5 separate regions of the Mus musculus genome follow, and all the other regions are linked to region 1. The links are chromatin loops, found by intact Hi-C in ENCODE. Cell type or tissue: heart. All regions are shown on one strand.

What was found. Hi-C counts contacts between places; a loop is a spot of excess contacts. Peaks named below come from ENCODE experiments on the same cell type or tissue, not always from the same donor. Only the 100,000 strongest peaks of a DNase experiment are listed, where the experiment ranks them.
Region 2: it touches region 1 in a loop (8-fold over the local background); 22 of 42 quality-filtered maps call a loop at or near these places.
Region 3: a loop joins it to region 1, with 6 times the contacts of the local background. A loop is called at or near these places in 17 of 42 quality-filtered maps.
Region 4: a loop joins it to region 1, with 3 times the contacts of the local background. A loop is called at or near these places in 14 of 42 quality-filtered maps.
Region 5: it touches region 1 in a loop (7-fold over the local background); 16 of 42 quality-filtered maps call a loop at or near these places.

The regions. Positions count from the first base shown.
Region 1 is chr17:70,966,389-70,971,388 of GRCm38, forward strand. It overlaps Gm46595 (a long non-coding RNA gene), which reads right to left and starts at 3,133. Exons shown (of 3, transcript XR_001782184.2): 1 at 2,915-3,133; 2 at 1,345-1,480. It overlaps Gm41611 (predicted gene, 41611), which reads left to right and starts at 1,490. Exons shown (of 2, transcript NR_168105.1): 1 at 1,490-1,555; 2 at 2,533-5,000. In heart, CTCF peaks have their summits at 1,068 and 2,461; no DNase peak of the experiment used is centred here; H3K27me3 peaks cover 1,049 bases.
Region 2 is chr17:70,752,977-70,757,976 of GRCm38, forward strand. All of the region lies in intron 6 of Dlgap1 (DLG associated protein 1), which reads left to right. Among named protein-coding and RNA genes, the nearest start is that of Gm36746, 38 kb to the left of the region's middle. In heart, a CTCF peak has its summit at 2,152; DNase peaks (open chromatin) are centred at 985, 2,325 and 2,895; H3K4me3 peaks cover 1,507 bases; H3K27ac peaks cover 2,062 bases; H3K27me3 peaks cover 580 bases.
Region 3 is chr17:70,736,251-70,741,250 of GRCm38, forward strand. All of the region lies in intron 6 of Dlgap1 (DLG associated protein 1), which reads left to right. Among named protein-coding and RNA genes, the nearest start is that of Gm36746, 21 kb to the left of the region's middle. In heart, CTCF peaks have their summits at 1,334 and 2,144 (motif pointing right); DNase peaks (open chromatin) are centred at 1,451, 2,051, 2,411 and 3,351; H3K4me3 peaks cover 1,489 bases; H3K27ac peaks cover 2,123 bases.
Region 4 is chr17:70,718,520-70,723,519 of GRCm38, forward strand. The region is part of intron 6 of Dlgap1 (DLG associated protein 1); the gene reads left to right. Among named protein-coding and RNA genes, the nearest start is that of Gm36746, 3.3 kb to the left of the region's middle. In heart, a CTCF peak has its summit at 2,355; DNase peaks (open chromatin) are centred at 1,542 and 2,372.
Region 5 is chr17:70,704,425-70,709,424 of GRCm38, forward strand. All of the region lies in intron 5 of Dlgap1 (DLG associated protein 1), which reads left to right. All of the region lies in intron 1 of Gm36746 (a long non-coding RNA gene), which reads right to left. Among named protein-coding and RNA genes, the nearest start is that of Gm36746, 11 kb to the right of the region's middle. In heart, a CTCF peak has its summit at 2,745 (motif pointing right); a DNase peak (open chromatin) is centred at 2,757; H3K4me3 peaks cover 1,183 bases; H3K27me3 peaks cover 663 bases.

The DNA of each region.
Region 1 (5,000 bases):
AGTTTTCTAAGATTGCTGTTTATCCAGGCAAAAGCAGGCACTGTTTCTCACTGCCTCTGTGTTTGGAAGTTCTTGTCTTTATTACATTAAAGGTTCAGGTTCTGTCATGGTTTTCAGATTGTAAATGCCCCCCCCACCCCCCCACAGGCCCTTGTGCTGAGAGCTTAATTCTCAACAGGTGGGGGCTGTTCTGGAAGGTTCTGAAAACTTTAGAATATAGTATCTCCTAGCTGAAGTAATATGTCACAGTATGGATTTGAAAATGATACTGGGTCCCCAGTCCCTCCTTAGAGCTCTGTGATTCCTATCCACAGTGAGATGGATATTTTTCTCCACATGTGGTATTGGACCAAGCAACCACAGTGGCAGCTCCCTGAAACTGTGACCATAAACATATTCTTTCTCCTTTGAGCTGTTCTCTCAGAAATTTTGGTTATAGTTGCACAAAAAGAATTAACATAGACCCCGGCAGGGAGGTGGTGGCACGTGCCATTACTCTCAGCACTTTGGAGGTAGAGGCAGGCAGATCTTTGTGAGTTTGAGGTCTACAGAGTGAGTTCCAGGACAGCCAGGGTTACACAGTGAAACCTTGTCTTGAAGGCAAACAAAAAGAAACAAGACAAAAAAAAAAAAAAAAAAAAAAAAAAAGAATTAACATAGGCTCAAACGTTGTGAAAATACTTTTTTTTTTGCAACTCAAATATGAAACTTAAGGACAATTTCTTCTTCTTCATCATCATCATTATCATCATCATCATCATCATCATCATCAATCAGCAAGCCAATCCCACCTCCTGATAGACTGAGAAAACAGAGAGCACAGAGGCCAAGGGACCAAGGGAGAGCAGGGGCACTAGGGTCATTGTCTTCTCAGCTGAGAAGTGGGCGTGGCTTTCCCCAAAATGCCTTTCAGCGAGTAGACCCCCGCTCCCAACGATGACCGAAGAATATCAGACATTTCCAAAATTGTGACTATGCTGGAAATTTGATCTATGGCTTTACTTAGTTACATTCTGGTCCAGTTCTTAGTGTTGCCGAGGTAACTGACCAGCACAGCGGCCAACAAAGGGACTGCAGAGGAAATAGGTGTCATTCTCCAGAAAGCAGATTTTAAAAAGTAGCTTTGACAGCCTCCTGGGGGTGTTACACGTTATAGCTCAATAACAGCTGTCGTTCACACTGATGGATCAGGGCAACTGACACTAGACTGCACTGTCTCTCTCTCTCTCTCTCTCTCTCTCTCTCTCTCTCTCTCTCTCTCTGTGTGTGTGTGTGTGTGTGTGTGTATCTCGTGCCTGCGTGCACGGAAAAAGGTTATTTGGGAATCTACAGTCTGCCCCTTACGTGAGCCGAAGTCCATTTGCACTGAGACGTTCAGAGAAGAGGCAGTGTAGGGAAGCATCCGGCTGTAATTTTCACAGTGCTAGCTACCAGAGTTCAGGAGGAAACAGACGTCATCATACTCCTTCAGAAGGAGGATCTGAAAGGCAACATTGTGCCCTGAGAACCCAAGACAGCAGACGCAGGATTGGAGGGATTGGGGGACTTCCTGAAGGTATGTCCGAGACGACTTTTCATATTTAAACATGAACATGCCTACTCATACACATTCCATAGAATATGACTGGTCCCGCCTTCCAAGCACTTTCAGGCCTTCTGCTCACTTGGTATTTTTCTGGTATTATTCTGATGGTATTTCCAGGAGATGGGGGTGGGGTGGGGTGGGGTGGGGGAGGAAATAGCAATAAAGAGAAGCTGGTTCACAAGGTATTTGTGTTGTCTTGATCTGTATAGGTTGCATGGCTTGGTAGCGTACATTATATAGAGCTATTAAATAGACGGTGCTCAAAATTTTTGAGGCAGGAAAATAAGGCATATTTACAACACAATTTCACACACGTCTACCGGCTTGTGACCTCAGCCTCCCCTTCTCTACAACAGATGTGATAGCAGCAATAATGATAAAGATTTGCTCACACGTTCACATGACCATGAGAGTGGAACTTAACGAAGTTGGGGGGGGGGGGGGGGGAGACCTGCCTGCAAGCCACAGGCGACTGGCAGACTAAGGTCAGGGGATAGTTTGAGCCTGGGGATTGCAAAGACCGCAGAGCTGGATTCTAGAACTTTCTAATCACTTAACAAATATTTATACATGAATTAATAGTGGATGAATGGAAGGAAAGGAGGGGAGGAGGAGAGGGAAGGAGAGGCAGGGAGGGAGGCCCTTGCTAAGGGTCCTTGCAAAAATCGAATTCCAGAAACTGCTCCCTAAATCTGGGATATACAGATGTATGACATTCCTGTTGGGGCTTTGCACAGAATTGTTCTATCTAAGGAACTCTTGGCAAAGTGGGGCCAGTGCTCTGAAGCCATCTTCATGCAGTAGTAGCTCTACAGCTCAAGTTTCTTAGGGAATGGTTTACAACAGTATCAGGAATAATAGTGACACCTAGTGACACTTCTAGTTATTGTCTCTAAAGAATCGCACTTGACAACTGATTTTTGTTCTTTGTTTGTTTTGCTCCACAGAGACTAAGTACAAAGGTGACAAGTGTAATTGGCGATTGTCACCATTTTTTTTTCAACCCGAGAGCTCTTTCTTCAAAACTGTCGCGTGTGGGCCAGCCTAGTCTACAGAGTGAGTTCCAGGACAGCCAGGGCTACACAGAGAAACCCTGTCTCTAAAAAACCAAAAACCAAACCAAATCAAAACAAAAACTAAACTAGCTTCATAACAAAAGAAAAAACTGCAGTCTGATAAACTTTCACATCCTCGTTCAGTTTCTGAATGGCGTTCTCATGGGATTTCTCCATACTAGGTTTTGCAGTAGTTTCTACATTCATATTTCAAGGCTTGTGCCCATACTGTAATGCATAGCACCTTTAAAATTCTCCATATTATCTTACTTACCAGTTTGGGTGTTTTGTCTGCATGTATGTCTGTTTACCATCTGCATACCGGGTGCCCAAGGAGGCCAGAAGACAGAGCTGGATCACCTAGAACCGGAGTTACAGCCGTTACGAACCTCCTCGCATGCTAGGAACCAAACCTGCTCCCTCTGCAAGAGCAACAATTGCTCTTAGCCAAGAGCCGCCTCTCCAGCCCCTGTAAGGCATAATAACAGTGACAGACTTACTTATCAGACTAAACAGTGATACATGCATGGGTCACGCTTGAGCTCGTAAACACCTCACTGCATCGCGCTCAAGAATGCTGCTGCATCGTGAAAGGCAGGCAAGCTGAGGTCTGCTCTGAAGAATGCCAGAGATCACTCTAGAAAAGATCCGAGTCAAGAAAAAGATGCTAAAGGTCCACACTGAGCCCAGGGCAGCTCTTGCCCAGGCTGTCACCTATTCCTCCCTGAGAGATTTTATCAGTACAAGATACGTTTTGTCTGTCATAGGTTTTTCTCCCTAAAGCCTTCCAAACTCCCCCCACCCTCCCTGCCCCCAACTCTCAGCCCTGCTCAGATTAAGATGACAACCACCTGGCCTCAAGTCTCCCGTGAGACTGCAGGGTAGAGCCTGCAGATAGATTTGTACAACTTCCCTCCTGTTTGTCTATTGTCAGTCTGGTCCAGTGTTCTGGCTAGTTTTATGTCAACTTGATACAAGGTGGTCATCAGGGAGGGGGGAACCTCAATTGAGAAAATACCTCCAATAAGATCAGGCTGTAGCAAGCCTGTAGGGCCTTTTCTTAATGAGTGACTGATGGAAGAGAACCCAGCCCGTTTGTGGGTGGCACCACACCTGGGTTTTTGTCCTAAATTTATACAAGCAGGCTGAGCAAGCCATGAGAAGCAGGCCAGTAAGCAGCTCCCTCCATGGCCTCTGCATCAGCTCCTGCTTCCAGGTTCCCGCACTGCTGGAGTTCAGGCCCTCACCTCTTTTGACAGTGAACTGTTACATGGCACTGTGAGCAACATAAACCCTTTCCTCCCCAAGATGCTTTTTTTGTCATAGTGTTTCATCACAATAGTAGAAACACTAAGACACCCAGTGACTCACATTGTTGAGCTTTTAAAGAGTAGAGGGATATTTCAACTTCCCTCTAACTGAGAAGCATCTTGACCAAGCCATGGGAGGCAATTATTGTAGGCTTAATGTTTTTTTGTTTGTTTTTTGTTTGTTTGTTTTTGTCAGAAAGCTTAGAAGCTAGATTCTGTCTAGTGAGGCCAAGCTGAGCAAGCAGGGTAACTTCTGTAGCTTGGTCTTCTTACCTAGAAAATGAGATAACCGGGGGCTGGAGAGATGGCTCAGGGGTTAAGAGCACTGACTGCTCTTCCGAAGGTCCTGAGTTCAATTCCCAGCAACCACATGGTGGCTCACAACCATCCGTAATGAGATCTGATGCCCTCTTCTGGAGTGTCTGAAGACAGCTGCAGTGTACTCATATATAATAAATAAATCTTAAAGAAAGAGAGAAAGAAAGAAAGAAAATGAGATAACAATGCATACATTATCCAGAACCTAGTGTCTTGAGAACAAAATGTAATGACAAAGGCTTTTGTAACTTCTGTACAAAGACAACAAATTGCTGGTGTCTTCTCAGGTCATCACTCTCCTGGGTCACATGAGTTGTGCTCAGATTGCATCCCGACGCTTACTAGCCAGCTGTGTTACCCTGAGACCCCACTCCCATGCCTCAATTCCTCTCCCAGACAAATAAAACCACGAAAAGACCAGCCTCGGAGGGCAGTAGTGTATCCAGCTTAGTACAGAGTGATACCGGAGAAGTTGGGGTCCCTCCTAGGGGCTCTCAGTTTTGTGAACAAAAGGATTTAAGAACAGATTCATAGGAGAGCTTAAGGCCAACTTCATTTAATATAAATACCCAAGAGAAGCACGCGGTAAACCCGGACGGCTGCCTGGAAGAGGCTAGAGAAGAGAAAGAGAAAAATCCCTGCTGCACGCACGAGTGAAGACTGCACGGAGATGAGCCCCAAGGAGGACACTCGGCCACAGGGGAGCTTTAGAGATAGGGCAAGGAAAGCCAA
Region 2 (5,000 bases), 210 kb before region 1:
TTGCAATCTCCCCTGCCTCAGCCTCCTGCATGGTAGGAATTATGTGGACATACACCAAGCAAATACTTGTTATACTGTCTGTATATAGAGAATAGCAAAGAAAAGTCTGTGCGTGTTCAAAAATGAGTCAATTCAAGACAGATCAGATTAGATTAAAGGCCGGTTTCTTGGGAAGCTGCTCTGGAGGTGGGGGGAGACGGGGAGGGGAGAAAGAGTCCTCATACAAAGAGGGAAAAGGAGAGGAAAGAGAGAGACCCAAACGTCAGGATTAGATAGGAAGGAGCCACTAAGGGAATGGCAGCCCAGCCCTGGACTGGAAAATTCAATGATGGGAGCAGGGTATGCCAGGTAGGGAGTGAGGGATGCTGGGAGAACCTGGAGGCCAGGTCTGCTTTGATATATATACACCTCAGTTGCTTGTCCAGGGGTTCAAAACCAAACACTTGAACTTCTGATATTCCTGAGCTACAGGTATGTGCCACCACACCCAACGGGCAGCCGGCTTTTGTCAAAACTCAGTCTGCCCTGAGGGCTTGGTAGACCAGCTGCCCAAACAGGAAGCCTTATATAATTCTGTAACCCTGACCTTGGGCCCTGAATCTCTCTCTTCTGTAAACAGTCCATTCAACTCAGGAAGGCCTGTAGGCCAGACGGGGACATATTTTGAAAAACACACAATTACAAATGCTGAAAAAGAAAAAAAGAAAAAAGAAAAAAACAAAACAATTCCCTAAGCGTAAGAGGAAGTGACTGTGTCTGAGTCAGGGGTAGAAAAAAATCCAGAAAGTCATGGAACAAATGGCAATGACATCTTCCTGGTGATGAATGTGCCAGGACGGCCGTCTGTGTGCACAGTTGACTCAATAGCACCTGTTGGCAAAGCCGGGAGATGAAGTGCTAAAGAGATCGTATTCCCATCTGGGAACAACACCCGCTGCCTGGGAAATTAGTAACCCTGAAGACCGAAATGTCCCTCCCGATTTCAACACACGGTTCCCTGGCTCTAGAAAGGCTGTGTGGTTCACACAGGCCAGCGGCCCTACCAAGCTTACTCAGACCCCCCGGCCTTAACCTTTGCCCTTACACGATGTGGGCAAAAACAACTCTAACATCTCATGGTTTCAGGCATGGGCTGGTTTTGGCTTATAGTATTATTTGATTGTCAAGCTTCGTGGAGGTCTATACTACAGGGCTCAGACCTTAACCCCTGGACCCCGCGCCTTCTGAAGAGACACCTCCAGCATTCTTCAGTGTCCTCTAATTTAGTTAATTAATGAAAGTTTCTGAGAGGACCAGGTACTTTGATCTGAACCTCTCAAGCTTCCGTGTACCGTTTCCAGATGCAGAGCCAGGAAGCGCTGGGTCCTGTGGGCTAACAGCGACTCGGGACTGGGCCTCCATTTCTGCCCAACATTGGAAAGGGGGTAGGGCAGTGTCTAAGAGGATCAGACAGCCTAAAAACACAGCCGCTGGCATTTTACTGGGTGTAGCTGCAGTCTGGGAAGCTGATCTGGCAGTGTGGAAATCTTCAGTAATCCTTATAACACAGGAACCCAGCAGGGCTGACTGGGAAAGCTTCAAAACCCAAAAGGTGTCTGTATGTGGAATATACGAGACAAACAGGGAAAATGGGAGTAATTACAGCAGGAATCACGTTTTGTTGATGCTTTTTCAAGACAAAGCCTGAGTAAGGAGTCCAGGCTGGTCTTGAACCCTGGTCTTCCCACATCGGCCTCAAAAGGAAGAAATCACAGGCCCGAGCCTCCTGCAATGTTTACCAGACCCTGTTCCCAGTATTCTCCCTCACTGATTCTGGGGAGGAGGGGGGCGTCTGAGTCCAGAGGTTTCATTCCGTGGATAATTGTCAATGTGCTTAAATAAAAGTGAAGACTCTCTACAGGTAGATCTGCTAGCGTTTACCTTTAATTTCCGCACTCAGGAGACAGAAGCAGCCTAGTCTACATAGTGAGTTCCAGGACAGCCAAGGCTAAATATCTACCATATCTCGAAAACAACAACAAAAATGGGGACATTTTGAATGGATTCCATCTCTGCACCAGAGACAGGTCGGCACACTTCCACAAAACTTACCAGCGGGAACTGCCGCGGAGTTCCGAACACGTGCATGTTGTTCCGATGTTGGCCACCAGGGCGTGCGAGAGAGCAGGACAGCCTGCAGCACTTAAGTTTGTTTTCCCAGACTTTGTCTTGGGAGGGAGGAGGTTGGGTGCGGGGGCAGTTAGGCGAGATGCAGCTGGCTCAAAAACAATCCGTTTGTTCCCTGAAATTATCCCACTCGCCTTTTAGAAGTCAAAGGTTGCCACGTTACCTGTTGCCAGGTTCCTAAGAGTGCTCGGGGGAAAATGTGGGTGAGAATGGCTCTCCTGAAGCCTGGTGGGGTTTCAAGCTTTGCCCAACACTGACGCTGACATTTGGAGGGCAGCTGCGACGGATCTGAGTCTAGTTTGGTTGCAGGTCTAATAGAGTGGCTGTGACTTACATCCTTTACAGGCATCAAGTGCCTGGGGCTTCCCCCCACCCCACCCCCTTCTTTTAATGGCACTTAGCTTTCAGATTCCTCCCCTCCCGGGATTTCTATACAGTGCACGCTCTGTGCAAACCAGCCACGCCTCCGGAATTCCAAGTTTTGTAGCAACCTTTTAGTTGGGAATATATATGTATTATGTTTTTATATATAGATATGAATCCCAAACATTGCGTCCAAGAGACAAGCCTTTCCTTTCTTCCTGCCTCTGAGAACAATGTTTTGTTTGATTAGCCCGGGCAATGGGGCTCTCCCTCGAAAAGGCGGGGGCTATCAGTTGAATAGATCTTCAAGCCAGACATGCCGAGGCTTGGGGCGTTTGTCTGGCATTAGGAAGTGTCTGGGATCCTGGTAATCACCAACTGGCGAGGGTGTGGATGACTGCAAGAGTTATTGCCGGCCCCTCCCTCCTCGGCTCGCTCAGAGCCGCTTCCCCCCCCCCCCCCATTCAGTGACAGGGAAAAGTGTTTTCCGTGGAGGATGCCTTGAGTGGAAGTCATTCTCACACAGGCACCTCCCAGGAGCCAGAATGCATACTAACTACTGTGGGGTGCACTGTACCTCCCAGAGGTGGGCTGGCAAGCGAGTGCGCCTCACCAACCACCAGGATCTCTCTGGGTGGCCTGAAAAGGGGGAAGCTGTAAATATTTTTGAAATAGGGCAGTAATTTTTCCATGTGGACTCTGTTGGGCAGAGATTTTGCAAGGTTTTGTTAATTTTTTAGAACTTATATATACTTAGGTATTTTCTCTTTTTAAAATTGTTTGTTTGTTTGGTAGTTCTGAGGATTAAAGGCAGACCTTTTTGAGACTGCAGCAAGATTTCTACATAGCCCTGGCTGTCCTGGAACTTGCTATGTAGACCAGGCTGGCCTCAAACTCACAGGGATCCGCCAGCTGGAGAGATGGCTCAGAGGTCCAGAGCACTTGCAGAGGACCTGTGTTCCATTCCCAGCACTTACGTGAGGGCTTTTGACCATCCCGACACCAGCTGCACGGGATCCGGTCCACAGGCAGCAGGTATGCATGTGGTGGACAGAATACACAGGGGGGGGGGCGGGGGGGGAGGTAAAAATCATATGCATAAATTTAAATAAATCTTTTAAAGAAAGAAAGAAAATTGTCTGATCTGTGCTTGTGCGCCTTCCCAGGAAATGAGTCGTCACTACAGAATAATGTCCTTCTGTTCTGTGTATGAACAATGTGTGACTACACATCTTACAGATTTGTTTTGTTTGTTTATTTGTAATATTACACACACACACACACACACACACACACACACATACACATCATGTAGGCATCAAGCTCACAGAAATCTGCCTGCCACTCTAGTGTCAGGATTAACCACTAAGCCTGATGTTTTTGTTGTTGCTGTTGTTAATTAAAACTGCATCTATTTATTTTGTATGTGTATGGGCATATGCATGCCACGATGTGCATGTGGAAGCCAGAGGACAACTTTTGAGAGTCGGTTGTCACCTTCTGCCATGTGGGTCTCTGGGGATCGACTCAGGCTGTGAAGCTTGGCAGCTGGTGTGTTTACGATCGAGCCCTCTCTCAGACTCATGCAGGTCTTGTTCTTTTAATTTCTCTCGTTTGTTTTGTATGCACTTGTGTGATCTCATATGTGCGATCTGGTGTGCATTGGAAGATCAGAGTACCACTTGCAAGATCTGGTTCTTTCTCTCCACCACGTGGTTTTAGGGTGAACTTGATTAATAACTGCTTTTATACAAGTTCAGTCTGGTAGCAGCCTGGGACTCAAGGGGAAAACTGTAGGTTAGCAAGCTTGTGGTCCTGGGTTCAAAGATCTAATACCACAGAAACAACACCAATAAAAGTCCCTCGCAGGGCTGGTGAGATGGCTCAGTGGGTAAGAGCACCCGACTGCTCTTCCAAAGGTCCAGAGTTCAAGTCCCAGCAACCACATGGTGGCTCACAACCATCCATAATGAGATCTGACTCCCTCTTCTGGAGTGTCTGAAGACAGCTACAATGTACTTTCATATAATAAATAAATCTTTAAAAAAAAAAAAAAAAAAAAAAAAAAAAAAAAAAAGTCCCTCGCAGACACCTGCACAAACTAGCTCATACACACACTTATTCACATAATTTAAAATAAATCTTAAGTGGGGACAAAGAGACCAACAAGAAGGTGGTCCCTGCCCCTGCTCGCCTGTGTGTTCAATGACCACCTAACATCTGTCCTTAGGAGCTGACAGAGGATGACCAAAGTGGGCAGAGTCTACATGAACTTCCAGAAAGCCTTCTCCTGACCCACCCACCACCACCACCACTCCACCCCCACCCCGGAGTTCCCTGAGGCTTGCCACACCAGCACTGTCTTTCATTGAGAAAGTAGACAACTGGGCTGGAGAGATGGCTCAGAGGTTAAGAGCACAGACTGCTCTCGCAGAGGTCCTGAGTTCAATTCCTAGCAACCACATGGTGGT
Region 3 (5,000 bases), 230 kb before region 1:
CATCTGTAAAGAGATTTGATGCCCTTTTCTGGAGTGTCTAAAGACAGCTACAGTGTACTCACATATAATAAATAAATAGATATTTTTTTAAAAAAAGAATATTATAGAATAGCCGGGCGTGGTGGCGCACGCCTTTAATCCCAGCACTCGGGAGGCAGAGGCAGGCGGATTTCTGAGTTCGAGGCCAGCCTGGTCTACAAAGTAAGTTCCAGGACAGCCAGGGCTATACAGAGAAACCCTGTCTCGAAAAAAACAAAAACAAAAAAAAAGTGCTTAAAGTATATGATTTCATATATGTGTATGTATATGTGTATATGTGTGTGTGTGTGTGTGTGTGTGTGTGTGTATGTGTGTGTGTATCAATTGCCAAGTCATACAAACACCTCCATGACCTAAAAATGAACATCTCCCTATAGCACTCTCTCTGCCAGTGGTCCTTTGGTTGTGACCCTCACAGAGGTCACATATCAGATGTTTATTTACATTGTGCACCATAACAATAGCAAGACTACAGTTGTGAAGTTGCAACAAAATAATTTTATAGTTGGGAGTCACTGCAACTTGAGAAACGGTATTAAAGGTTTAATTAAGCATTAAGCAGGTTGAGAACCACTGTTCTATCCCAATGCAAACCTACCTAGTGTCCCTAATAAATATTAGAAGCCTCTACCATAACGAGCTTAAAGCCAGACACTTTCTACTGCGAAGGCTTAACCAAACCTAATCGCCTGGAACACAGTTTGTCTCTGTCGGCAATGACTGACTTGGAGGCTTTGCTTCTCCGTGGAGCAGAGAGCAGATCGTTGAAGGTCGCTGTCCTGAAGAAGCTGGCGCACAGGAAGCAGTGAGCGTCACCTGGGCCAAGTGCCTCAGCTGGAACACCACTTCTTTCCACCATTCCCCAGCCACTCCACCCAACACACTCACAAGCACATACCCACCAACCAATGGTAGACACTGCAAAAGAAAACGCCACTCAGCTGCACAAGAGCAAATTGGTGGAGCATGGTAGCTCCTTGTACAATATATGTTTATACATATGTGTGTTTATATATATACATATATATGTATATTAGAGAGAGAGAGAACAGACAGGCTCAGAACACACTATATAACCATGAACTTATTTTGATCCTCCTGCTCAGCTTCTTAAATGGTGATATTACAGGCAGGAGCTATGATGCCCAGCCTGAAGAGACGTTAGTAGTCATAAATTGGATGAGCATGTGATAATGGGGTGCTGTACAACTAAGCAGCAGGGTATGGAGCTCTCTGCTCGGGAGACAGGGATGAGAACTGGGACTTCCCACAGACATTACCTCATGGTCTCAGCAGGGGGAGCAGAGGCGCTTTGCCCACACTTCACAGCCAGAGGCTCCTGGCTGGTTTTCCCTTTTGTGCTGTGAGTGGTAGGTGGAGTTTCCTTCTGTGAGCATCCCCGAGGACCATTTGTTTTGGCTTTTAGAACAGGAAGGGGGCACGGGGTGCGGGGAAAGCTACATGTGTGGGAGGGAATTTATGTTTCTTAGTAGTTGAATTCTTTTTCTCCTGAGGTAACCTGGGGTGAGGTGACCCATCTCTCCCTCTAGTTAAGGTAGTGACCCTCAATCTTCGTAAAGCGTCCACCCTTTAAAACAGTTCCTCGTGTTGCTGTGGCTCCCAACCCAAAGATTATTTCTGTTGCTACTTTGTAACTGTGAATTTGCTACTGTGATGAATCATGATGTAAACATCTGTTTTCCTACTTCTTATTCTAACCCCAAAGGGATCTCGACACACATGTTGGGAACCACTGAGTTAGAGGAATCGGAAACGTGCAGGAAAACTCCTTTATACCTGTTAGTCCCCTCTGATCTCTAACTGTGGATGAGATGACGCCTAAGGCGTAAAAGTTCTTCAGGGAAAAATGGATGGGCTTGTAGAACAGAGGAGGTAGCCCGTGAGAGGTGGATGGTGAGTATCCTGCAAAAATGGCCTTATAGCTCAGGAAATATGACGCAGCAGGATAGAACCTGCCAGGTGGGCAGAGCAGTCAACTTTGAAATCCCAGAGGCCAGCCCAGCCCTTCCGGTTTCCTGGAATGCTGTCCTTGTCACGTGGTGGTTGAGGAAAAACCCTGCAACAGCAACAGGGAAGCTGGAGTGACCCTCGTCCGCCACTAGGGGGCAGAGAAGCCGAGTGACTCGTATAAAGATACACATGCCAGGCTGAACCACCCCCCACCCCCCATCCCCACCCCGAGTCAAGGACTCACAGCCGGTATAGGCTGGCTCGCATAGCACAAGAGCCCACTGTCTCGCGGCCCAAAGCTGACGCCCTACCACTCAGACCAACAGTTGTGTGTCATGAGGAAGGTGGGACAGAGGTGACTCAGGGAAAAGCTGTTTTCCCCAACCCTGGCATTCGGTTAATCTCATTTCAAACCCTGTCACTCACCCAGAAAGACTGCTCAGCCTGCCTTACTTCCGCTGCTGGAGCCCTGGAATGTGGCAGCAGCAGCTGTCAGGGTGATGTGGAGGCCCAGCTGGGGTGGAGAGAGGAAAGGTACCACCCAAGGGTCGTCAGAGGATTGGAAGCAGTGAGGAGACCCATCCATCACTCAGTCGGGTCCAGCGCCACCCCACCTTACTGAGAAAGCTGCAGAAGGTGGAAGCCACCTCAACCCTATTTTTCTTCACGTGATAGAATGGAGACCGGGGCCTTTCGCATGCTAAGCAAGCATATAGACTGCATTGCCAGCCCTGATGTATTTTAGGTGCTGCTAATACTGAGTTTCTTCGCCGGGCGTGGTGGCGCTCCCAGCAGAGGCAGGCAAGGCCAGCCTGGTCTACAGAGTGAGTTCCAGGACAGCCAGGGCTACAAAGAGAAACCCTGTCTCAAAAAAACAAAAACAAAACAAAAAAATACTGAGTTTCTTCATGGATGTGTGAACAGAAGAGTCTCTAGGGTTGGGAGGTGTGACTCCTCCGTAGTAGAGCATTTGCCCAGCATGTGCAAGGTTTTCGGAGCTCAGCATCACAGAAAAGATAAAGGGAGGGGAAGAGAGAGAGAGAGAGGTTCCTTATGTATATGAAAGTATGCATCTATAGGGATCATGAATGCAAACAAAGCTTGGGAAATAAGGACTGATGTCAGCAGATATAAACAAGAAGACTCGTAACTGTGGCTTCTTATGTGGTGTTAGCCTTTCCTGTACACGGTCTTTGTTTAAACCTCAAGATTCCATCAGGGCAGCACCTTCAACACTGACATCGGGCAGTTGAGAGCCCATGCGCCTCTGATTACCCAGCTGACTTGATGCAGCTAGTTAGTGCCAACATTCTAATCAGTGTCTGTGTGATTCAAGCTGGGCTGGAGGAATGACCTCATGTGTGTGCTGGAAGTGAGTGTGTGGGCTGGAGAGATGGCTCAGCGGTTAAGAGCAGCACTGACTGCTCTTCCAGAGGTCCTGAGTTCAATTCCCAGAAACCACACGATGGCTCACAACCATCTGTCATGGGATCCAATGCCCTCTTCTGGGGTGTCTGAGGACAGCGACAGTGTACTCATATACATAAAATAAATAAATAATTCTTTAAAAGAAAAAGTGGGTGTGTAATATTTCCAACCAGCCAGGGAAGGGTTGCTGCAGGCAACAGGGAGAGGGAAAAGTCGAGAGTGAATGTATCCCTTCTGCCTGACCATATATAAACATACTTAATTTATATCGATGAATCTGTAGATATGATGTGTATTTATTATTAGCCTATATTTGTGCACATGTGTACTTGTGTATGTATATAGATATACAGATGGATGGATGGATAGATGGACAAGTGGGTGTAACTAAAGTAATCCAGTCACAGAAGGGGACAGATAATGTTACAGTAAAAAAAAAAAAAAAAAAAAAAAATCTTTGTAAAGGGAATAGAATCTATAGACTGCGTAATAATCCAACCTTCCAACTGGGCCAGATCCTTCACTGGGCCAAAGGAGCATCCCTAGGAAAGCAGCCTCACCTTAAACCACGCTAGAGAGAGAGGTCGAATAATTAGTCCTTTAATAAGATGCTGTGCTTTTCTCTCCAGAGTCCCCACCCCTAGGGCAGTAGCTTGCTGGCCACAGGGCTGCAGCATCTCAGGCTTATAGCTTGTAACCCTTCTGAATTATTTGGGAAATTCTACCTCTTCTCTCTCTCTCTCTCTCTCTTTGCTTTTTGGGTTTTTTTGTTTTTGTTTTTGTTTTTGTTTTTGTTTTTGTCGAGACAGGGTTTCTCTGTATAGCCCTGGCTGTCCTGGAACTCACTCTGTAGACCAAGCTGGCCTCGAACTCAGAAATCTGCCTGCCTTAGCCTCCCAAGTGCTGGGATTAAAGGCGTGCGCGACCACCGCCTGGCTGAATCCATTCTTAAATTCTTTTATTAATGAGACTAAGAACCCCCAAGTGGGGTCCCCAATTTCCCCTGTATCAACACGATATGATTCTGTGTATGTGAAGAACCTAGAGTAACCAAATGCATAGACCAGAGGAGAATAGTCATTGTCAGGGACTGAAGAGAAGAAAAATGAGGAAAGGTTCATCTACCTGTTGATTTATGCTGGGGACTGAATCCAAGGCCTCACAGACTGACTCTACTACTGAGCTACATCCTAAGCCTAAGTCGTGTTAATAGATACACAATTTTGGTTTTCCAATGAAGAAAGTTCTGGAAAGAGATAGTGATGGATGAACGACAGTGTAGATGTACTTAAGACATAACTGACCTGCACAATTCCAAATGGCTAATGTTGTAAGCCTCATGTTATGTATAGCGTTTTTTTTTTTTAAAAAAAGATACTGGAAGATAACCTTGTAATAAAAGAAATATACACCGGGCAGTGGTGGCACACGCCTTTAATCCCAGCACTCGGGAGGCAGAGGCAGGCGGATTTCTGAGTTCGAGGCCAGCCTGGTCTACAGAGTGAGTTCCAGGACAGCCACAGCTATACAGAGAAACCCTGTCTCAAAAAACAAAATAAACA
Region 4 (5,000 bases), 250 kb before region 1:
TATGTGGATGTGAAGGCCTGTGGGGAGCCTGTGACCCTAACTTTGAACAAGGCCACTCCAGTAGAGCCTTGCTCCTCTGTGCCCACACAGTGAGCCTGTTTCCCTGGGAAGCTTGTGGGCATGCAGAATTCTTTAGGCTCCCAGGCTAGCAAGAATACTTGTCCATCAAACAGCAAGTTCTTGGGTCCTCTGTCTACCACAACATGCTATGGCGAAGGCCTAGCATGGCAGTGCATGCCTGTAATCCTAGTGTGGGAAGTGGAGACAGAGGATCCATAGAAAATAAGAAAACAGTTTGGTCTACATGAGACTTCGTATCATAGAAAATTGGAAAACAGTTTAGTCTACATGAGACTTTGAATCAAAGGAAGAAAGGAAGAGAGAGAGAGAGAGAGAGAGAGAGAGAGAGAGAAAGAAAAGGATTTTGTGGAGGCCAACCTTGTGTTGTCTAGTTAATGAGTAATGATTTCCTTCTGTTAAATAAGGCCCTGAGCCCCCTTCTCTGGCACCAAGACAAAACAATTAATAGATAAAACAAAGAAAATACAAAATCAATGACCCACAGCACATTTTGCTGAGGAATGCCCAGGAACTCTACAAAATAGCTCATCACTTCCCCTTAACCCAGCACTCAGAAGGCTGAGGTGGGAGAATCATGAGGTTGAGGCCAGCCTGGGCTACATAACAAGTTCCTGGTCAGCCCAAGTGTGACAGTGAGGCCTTGTAAGACCCTGAAACCCAACGATAACAGAATATTCCTCATTACCTGAAGTGATGGTCATTAATTGGTATTTTTTTTTAAATGATGCTCTTCCCCTCTTAGAGTCTTTCTAGTCCATACATACAGTCTATGGCACTTCCTTTGTGGGTCTCGTGTTTGTTTGGGGGTGTTTCCTGTTTGTTGGGGGTGTGCCTGCCATGCCCAGAAGATGCCTTCATCCTCTCGGGGGAGGCTGTTTAGAGGGAGTGGTGGGTTCCAGGTGAGTTTTACAGCTTGCAGGGATAAGGAGGGGAAGCCTGGAGCTGGGGAGGGGCTTGAAAGGAAGAGACAGGCTGGAGCCAAGCATTCAGAGGGACAGAGGCTGAGAGTTAGGAGACTCAAAAGGAACTTAGGAACTCATTCATGAGACCAAGAAATCCAGGTGGAAGGCTCCTGGGTTTAGTGCCCCACACACACACACTGCCTCCAAACCAAATCCCAAAGCTGGTGAGGCAGTGTTCTGACACTGACAGCAGAAAGAATGCTGATATACTAAAGGAAGGAAACATGGAGGACTGGAATGTAGCTCAGTGGCAGGGTGTGTGCTTAGTATGTGCAGGGTCCTACACACAGGCACACTCACACACACACAGACACATTCACACATGCACACACGCGCACACACACTCACACCCATGCACGCACTATACCATCAAAACAAATGAACAGGAAGAGTTCAGATAATGTGCTCCGAAGTAGAGAGAGAGAGTGACGTGAGCAAAATTAGTCGAAGCCCAAAGGAGAGCACATGTTTCAGGCCTCGGCACAGTCTCATCAGAGGAGAAGTTTACAGAAAGCCTCTTGGATCCGTTTCACGCTCATCTAAGCACATGAGTCAGAGCTGGACAGTGACTCAGGGGATAAGCGTGCTTGCTCTGTAACCACAAAGACCTGAATCTGAACCCTAGCACTCACATAACAGTCTGGACACAGCTACACATGCTTGTAGCCCCAGCACTGGGGTTTCGGGAGTGGGGGAGCAGGTCAGAATGCCAGTGGCCTAGCCAGAACTGTGGGGCTCCCCTTTCAGTGAGAGACCCTGACTCAAAGCTGTAAGGCAGAGATGATAGAGGAAGACACCAACATCATGTTCTGGTCTCTTACACACACACACGCACACACGCACACACATACAAGCACACACACACACAAGGTTTGCACACCTGAACACTCAACACACACAAATACCACATGCAGAGACACACATTAAAAAGAAGTAATAATTATACAGTAGAAATGGCAGTTTAGGCTTGGAGTTTCAGTTAACCATTCCCAATAGCAGCTGAGAGTTAGTCCCTTTAAGCCATCGTAGCATTACAAAAGAACTGGAAACTTGGTCTGTACATCATCCATGTGCCTTAAGCACAATATTCCACTCACACCAAAAGGATAGAACACTATTCTCCTAGAGGTTGTGAGTGGATAGCATGCCCTTTCTCAGCCCCTCCGACAGAGTTATATTCAGAGAGAGATAAAAATGGGAGGAAAGTGGGGGGGGTGGGGGGCAGGCAGAATGGATGTCCAGAGCACATCTGGGCAGCTGTTGCCTTCCTCCCAGAACCCCTGGGGTCACAGGAAGTTCTCATAGAGGCTTCGGGCGCTAGAGGTCAGGCTTCCACTGCTGCTTGGGCGTCTCATTGGCTGAGAGCTGTAAAAGCTTGCAGGCTCAGAGCATGCTGTGTCGTAGCTGTGTTCAAATCCGTGGGGGGAAGGGGGGCAGTCTGGGGCGGGGGTGTGTGTTCAATGCATGCATCTCAGTGCATCTAGAATGTGAGGCTCTTATGAGCATGCTTGGTGGAATGTGTGTCAGATTACAATCTCTTGCTGGGCGATGAAACATCGAAGGTTCAACTGTTGAGTTAATTACCAAACTTGACTAGTCTGTCTATGGAATGCATTTGGGGCAGCTTCTTAGAGCTTCTCCAAGTCGTGTCCGGGAATATGCATGCCGACAGAAGAGCCCTGTTGTCAAAAATGAAATGTCTTCCCTTTTCTTTAAAAATGAGTCGTCCGACTTGTCCTAGAACTCTGAGACTAGCGTTAAATTCTAGGTAGGTTCTCTTTTTCTTTGCTTTTTAAGGAAAAACATTTGGGAGGAGCTGGGTGTGGCACTGATTGGTAGATGGCTTACTTAGAGGGCATGGGGTCCCCGGGTTCAATTCTCATCACCAAAAAAAAAGGGGGGGGGCGCATGACTTTGAAAGCCATCAAAGAAAAATCTACAGAGGTTCCTCTTGCTTTTTCCTGCCAAGAATTTTGCCATATAAGTTTAGCGCTTTCCATTTTCTAAAATGCTGTGTCTCCTTCAGCATTTTGTAGCTTCCCATAAGCACGAAGGGGAGCAAGTCAAATGTTCTTTGGAATATATATATATATATATATATATATATATATATATATATATATATATATATATATATACACACACAGGAACACCCACTTTATTTTGTGATGAAGAAAGGCGTTTGGACAGAAAGAAAAACAAAGAATCTTTAACTGAAGTATTTTTATCATTATCACTGATTGATTTCTTGCCTTTAGTTTTAGATGGATAGTTCCAAACTCAGGTCTGGGGAGTTTGGAATGGTGGAGCACTTGCGTACCACATACAAGACCCCTGGGTTCAATCTCAACACAGGGAGAAGAGGGAGGCAGCGCCAGGGCACTGGGAAGCTTAGCACATAGATGCACTTCTTGCCAAGCCTGGTGCTGAGCTCAGACCCTGGGGCCTACCTGGTATATGGAGAAAACTGCCACCAGCAAGCTCCTCTGACCCTACATGGACGTGGAGTGATCTCTCTTTAAGATTAAAAGAAAAGGGAGTGGCTAGTTTCAAACTCAAGAAAATTGGGGTAGGAGAGAAAAACCCAGAATCAACACCTAAAGTTGGGGCAATGATATGGGAAGAAAAAAAAATTCCCATGAAGTGTCCCAGATTAGAGTCTCCCAAATCTCACTCCGGAAAGGGAGGGTTTTTTTTTCTCTCCCAGAATTTGAGCAGACAGTGCACTTCCACACGTGGAAAGAGAAGTTGAGCCTTATCAAGGAGCAATGCCAACAAGACAGCACTGAAGCAGCCTGAGTCAGAACTGCCCTGAGAGCCCATAGGCAGCTCTGTCTTCCCAGAGGGGAAACCCAGCCCCAGCCCAGCCGCTGTGGTGCTGGGATGGGATGGTACCTTCTTAGGTTTGAATGGTGTTAGAGGATTCTGGGAAATGGCAGCCTGCTGGACAAGATGAGACAGCCATGTTGTCAGGGTGGTACAGAGTACTACTGCTGGTAACCAGGTGTGTTGCGTGGTAAGATCCCCTCAAGGGTGATTTGTTGATGGGTGCCTTTATGGTAAGGATTCCTAACACCAAATGACAGAAAATGCTTTGGAAAGCCGGGATAGAGAGAAGTTTGCGTAGGAAAAGTCCCATGACTTTAAAGCTATGAACGATGATTCAAGCTCTCTCTCCTCTTGATTGTAACTCCCACAGGGGTCCTCCAGGTGGGGTGCTCCATCCATGACTGAGGTTGTGTAAGCAGAACCTCCTCAGGGCACAGGAATATTCTCAGTATTCTCTTTCCGTTTTCCCTTTTCCCTTCATCCTAGGCATGTGATGCATACTTGTAATGCCAATTTTCAGAAGGCAGAGATAGAATTTTGCAAATTCAAGCCAAGCCTAGTCTACACAGTGGGAACCTACTCAACCAATAACAACTAATAATAACAATAATTTTTTTAATTAAATAAATATTTTTTTATCCCAACAATGGCTGGTGAGTCCATTCCCCGCCATAACAGTGGACTTTGGACTGTCATATCCAAGGTGATGCTTTCTGCAGGTGTGTGAGCTCTAAACCATCAACTGGAACAGTAAAACCAAGGCCAATTAAATAACTCCAAGCTTGACGACCTAACTTCAACCCCCAGGTCCTACAGGATAGGAGAGAACTGACCCTCCCAAAGTTACCCTCTGACTTCCACATCCATGCAGTTGTACATGTGCGCACACACACACAGACACAAATAGATGATAGATAGATAGATAGATAGATAGATAGATAGATAGATAGATAGATAGATAGATGATAGATAGATGGATAGATAGAAAGATGGATAGATAGATATAGATAGATGAATAATAGGTAGATAGATGAAAGATGATAGACTAACAAACAAACATGATAGATAGATAGATAGATAGATAGATAGATGATAAATAGATGGATAGATAGAAAGATGGATAAATAG
Region 5 (5,000 bases), 260 kb before region 1:
CAGACATACCTGCAGGCCAAACACATAAAATTTCTCACAAAGCTCTGACAATCACGTGCTAGGTTGTGTTTGTAAAGAAGACACACCATTCTTTCTGTTTAGTTCAGAGAATGACAATTGCCCTGCAAATCCTTTGCCACAACCTGTAAGAAGGAACTCTCTCTGCAGGGTGGTGCGTATGACACTCACATGAAAGCCAGGCTGACAGGTCTCAGTGGTCAGGTTGCTGGAATGCACTGGAATTCTAAGGAAGCCAATGGGTGCTCTGTCAGCTGTGTAGAACACTTGGGAGGCAGAGACAGGCAGATCTCTATGAGTTCAAGGACAGCCTGGTCTACAGAGTGAGTTCCAGGACAGCCAGAGCTACAGAGTAAGACCCTGTCAAACAAAACAAAAACCAAAAAGAAAAGAAAAACACAAAGATAAGTGAACATTTAGGATAATGAAGGAGAGATGGTAATTTGTAACAACTGTTCAATGTATAGCTTTCTCTCTGCAGATAATGGTCCATCTTTCCTAGTTAATTCTAGGTTTTCAAAGAATAAGCTATTTGGAGAGGCTCTGCTTTTAGGCAGATGGGGGATTCAAGAAAAAAATTCTATGGTCAAATGTCTCCAGTTCTCGTTTATGCTTATGCAATATTATCACATGTCCTGTGCTTGCTCCTTCAAAGGAGCCAGTGATAGATCCTTTATCTGTGTTCTTAGTGGCCCAGCTATGGCCTGAGATGGAGCTGTGACCTGGAGAGGGGGAAGAGCAGAGCCTCCCAGGCCCAGCACACACTCAAAATGTAGTAATCTGTACCAGTGAAGGACTTCCTTGACTGGCCTCAAGGATGGCACTACCATTGGAGAAGTCTTACCATCTGAGCCATGGCTCCACCTTTGGAAATGTTGCTGTTGTTGTTACTGTGCTCGTGTGTGTGTGCGTGTGTGTGTGTGTGCGTGTGTGGTGTGTGCGTGTGTGGTGTGTGTGTGCATGCACATGCATGTGTGTGTGTGTGGTGTGTGTGTGCGCGTGTGTGTGTGTGTGTGTGTGTATGTGTGTGGGGTGTGCGTGCGTGTGTGTGTGTGTGTGTATGTGTGTGTGTGTGGTGTGTGTGTGCATGCACATGCGTGTGTGTGTGTGGTGTGTGTGTGTGGTGTGTGTGTGCATGCACATGTGTGTGTGTGTGTGTGAATGTGTGTGTGCACTCAAGCACTTATACCACAGCACGCATGTGGAGGTCAAAGGACAACAGTTCTCTCCACTGTTGATCCTGGGACTCAAAACCCTCAGGTTCGGCAGCACACGCCTTTGCCTGTCGGGTCATCTGCATCCGAGGATTTAACAATACCTTATAGAATGGATTGAGCCTTGACCTTCAACAATTCGGGTTTGTTTTGTTTTTCCACGCTGAGGATGGGACCCAGGGCTTTGCACATAGCAGGGAAGAACTCTAGCACTCACCTACAACCCCAACCCAATTCTGAATATCTTTAACCTCTGCTGGTAGAAAATCCATATGGTTCTCTTCACTAGTCAATGCCTGTGGAGTATGAAGCCTTTACGAGGCCCCGGGATGCATCTACCCCTAGCATCCACCTCATTTTGACAGCTGAGGAAAAAGACACAAAAAGATCAAGTGATTTTTTTTTTCCCAAAGTCACAAGGATAGCAGACAATATTGGTACCTGTTGGCTCAGTATGACTCTAAAATGTAAACCCTTGACAGTCAGGAGTCGTGCCTTCTGCCATGATGCTGTTTAATAAATCAATGTGTAATATGAGCAGGGAGGGCACAGTGACCAGATGTCTGTGATCCCGGGACATGAACAGCAGATGCAGAGGATCAGGAGTTCAGGGTCAGCCTTGGTTAGACCTGGAGGCCAGGCTAGGCTACCTGAGAGCCTGTTGTTGTTAAAAAAGAAAAAAATCTAAAAGCAAGCATAGCTGTGTTCAGAACAAAATACTGACTGGGAGAAGGTTCTGTCAGTAAGATGCTGACCTCAAATTCAATTCCCAGAACCCATGTAAATATCAGGCTACAAGGGAAGGTGCCAGGAGACACCCCACACACACAAACGTGCATTCACACACCTGTGTGTACACACACATACACACACACACACACACACACACACACACACACACACACACACATGAACACACTTCTCTTTCCCACCCAGAAGTTGACTTCTTGCCTTGGGTAGGGTTGCTGTATTGATCAAGCCCTGATGCTTTCGCCCCGTGTGGACGGTACGCAACTGTTTATTACTGGACACGTTTTTACTGAACAGAAGCCTCATCCCAGCGGCTGCAGATGCAGTTCAGGAATATTCCATGCCCTTGCCTTCCCATACAGTCGGAGAAGCTTGACAGCAGAGAGGCATCCAACACCTATCACGAAGCAATCGCTGAAGAGAAGTCAGGAAAGGTTTTCTAGCCCGGGCCACTTTTGAGTTGACTGAAAAGAAGCAGGGTGCAGTAACCACACGACCACCAATATTAAAAACCAGCAGATTCAAATCTGACTTATTTCTTTTCGAAGCTTCTGGAACATTCAGAAGGCCAGGCACAGAGTGGGGAAGGAGGAACTTTAATTCCGAAGTTCCCTCCCAGGTCTGGCTTAGGGTTTAAAACTGCCTTTCAATCCTGTACTGCCAAACTTCTCCATGTGCGGAAAACTGGAAGCTCCGCCTTTCATGGATGTGATTGACGGCTCTGGCTTCCTGGGCAAAGACGTAGTAACAGCACATGGACGCCAGGGGGCAATACGGTCCCGCCGAGGACTTGGGAACCTGAAGCATTTGTGACATCTCTGTACCTAAAAGGAATCCTTTAGAGTACCACGAAGGAACAAGAGCACTCTAAATGCACTTTCACCGGAATAGCCCGTCGGCACCGGTGCTGAGCTGCCATCTCTGCATAGTTTGTTGACTTTGCTTAATGCAGCTGCCGGATCTTTTCTGCCCTCTTGCCTAGTAAGTCCTTGAGCCCCAGCCAGCCCCAGCCAGGTCGTTCAAGGTGCTACCCGAGATCAGGTCCTCTGCCTGCATACAGAGTCAGCTTCCATGCCCCTGCGGCCCAGCCACTGCAGCGTTTCAGGTCATTCCAGTCCCAGGCATCATTTTGTTTCCAGTTCGCAGCTGCCAGGTGTCTGCCCTCACTTAACCCGCAAGGATGAAAGATCAAAGGTGTGCCTGCATCTGCCTTCTGTCCCTGCGCTTTCAAATGGTACACATTCAAAAGATATAAATGCGGTATTGTGCACCCTGGAGGGAGTGGTGGGGCAAGGATCAGAGGTGGCACCGGGCACCGGTTCAGAACACGTGGCTATTAGAAAATGAGGAGAGCAATCTCTGCAGCTCCGAAGCTCTGACCTGGTGAAGCGTGTTCAACTTAAAAGACAAAGACTTTTTTTTGCGAGTGGATGGACTCCCCCTATCTCCAACTACAGACATCGGGTCCACAGAACCAGGTGGCGAGTGTGACTCAGTGGTAGACCGCCTGCCTATGGGAACTGAGCAAGCAGGAAAAATAAATGAATCTCACGGTGTTAAAGCATCCACAAGGCTAGCCCAGTGTGCTCGTGCCTGTTGGAGACAGACACTAGCAGATCTGAGTTCCTGGCCAGTCAGGACTACTTAGTGAAACCTTGCCTTTGAAAAAGAAAGAAAGGGGGAGAGGAAAGAAACAGAAGGAGGGAGGGAAGGAGGGAGGGAGGGAGGGAGGGAGGGAGGGAGGGAGGGAGGGAGGGAGGACCCACAAAGCTTGGTTAACGCTTGGAATATTGGAAAGCGGGATGCTATGAATCTGGACCCCAAGTCCCTTGGGCAATCTTTAGCCCCTTAACAGTCATTCATTGCCCACCCATGTTTGACCTTGTAACACCCTTGTGACTATTCAGGTAAATCCTTCTGGAATGTTCTAACAGGCTACACGCTTCCTCCAACCCAGAGGCTAAGAATGCCATCAGATTGCACCTAAGATCGGAGTTATCCCCCTCAGCAGTCATACCTAATAGTCTCACCAATATATTTTTTAAATGTCTTGATTTATGACTTTGTTCTGTAACTATAAAAACTTCATCAAGCTGGGCAGTGGTAGCACATGCCTTTAACCCCAGCACTTGGGAGGCAGAGGCAGGTGGATTTCTGAGTTTGAGGCCAGCCTGGTCTACAGAGTGAGTTCCAGGACAGCCAGGGCTACACAGAGAAACCCTATCTCGAAAAATAAGAAAAAAAACAAAAACAACTTCATCAAACTGTTAGCACATTGGAGAGAGGCATCTACCATGGCCATTCATAGCTGGCTCCAGAATAAACTCTCATTCCCTTTGAGGTGAGAGCTGTGTTTTTGTGTCAAGGCTCTGGATTCCACGCCCTACACAGTTGTGTGTGTGTGTGTGTGTGTGTGTGTGTGTGTGTACAGATGTATTTGTACAAGTGTGTCTGTGTGTATGCACATGTGTTTGTGTATGTGTACTGATGTGTGTGTGTGCCTGTGTGTATATATGCATGTGTGTGTTTGTGTGTGTGGATGGATATGTATATTTGTATGTGTGGATGGATGTATATGTACATGTGTGTATGAATGTTGTGTACGTGTGTGCGTATATGTGTATGGATGTGTGTATACGTGTGTGTACAAATGTGTATATGTGTGTATGGATGCATCTGTGTGTATGTGTGTGTGTACAGGTGTGGGTGTGTGTACAGGTTCTGTGTGTGTGTGTATGTGTGTGGTATAGAGGAGTGAGAGGTATAAAGGAAGACACTTTGAAATTATAGAATGGAAGTTATAAAGACATCGATGAAGACATTTGCTTATGTAACTAATAGAAACAGTGACAAGAGATGCAGGAAAACTGTAGAGAGCCACTTTCCAAGGGAGCCACATTTCCCGTACCTATGGGAACAATAAGTCGAGGTGCATCCCCAAGAGGAAGTGAACAAAACTCTGAGCACAGTTACTGTGGGAAGTGGCAGCTTTGCCCGGCCCTGAGATTGCAGCTTCCT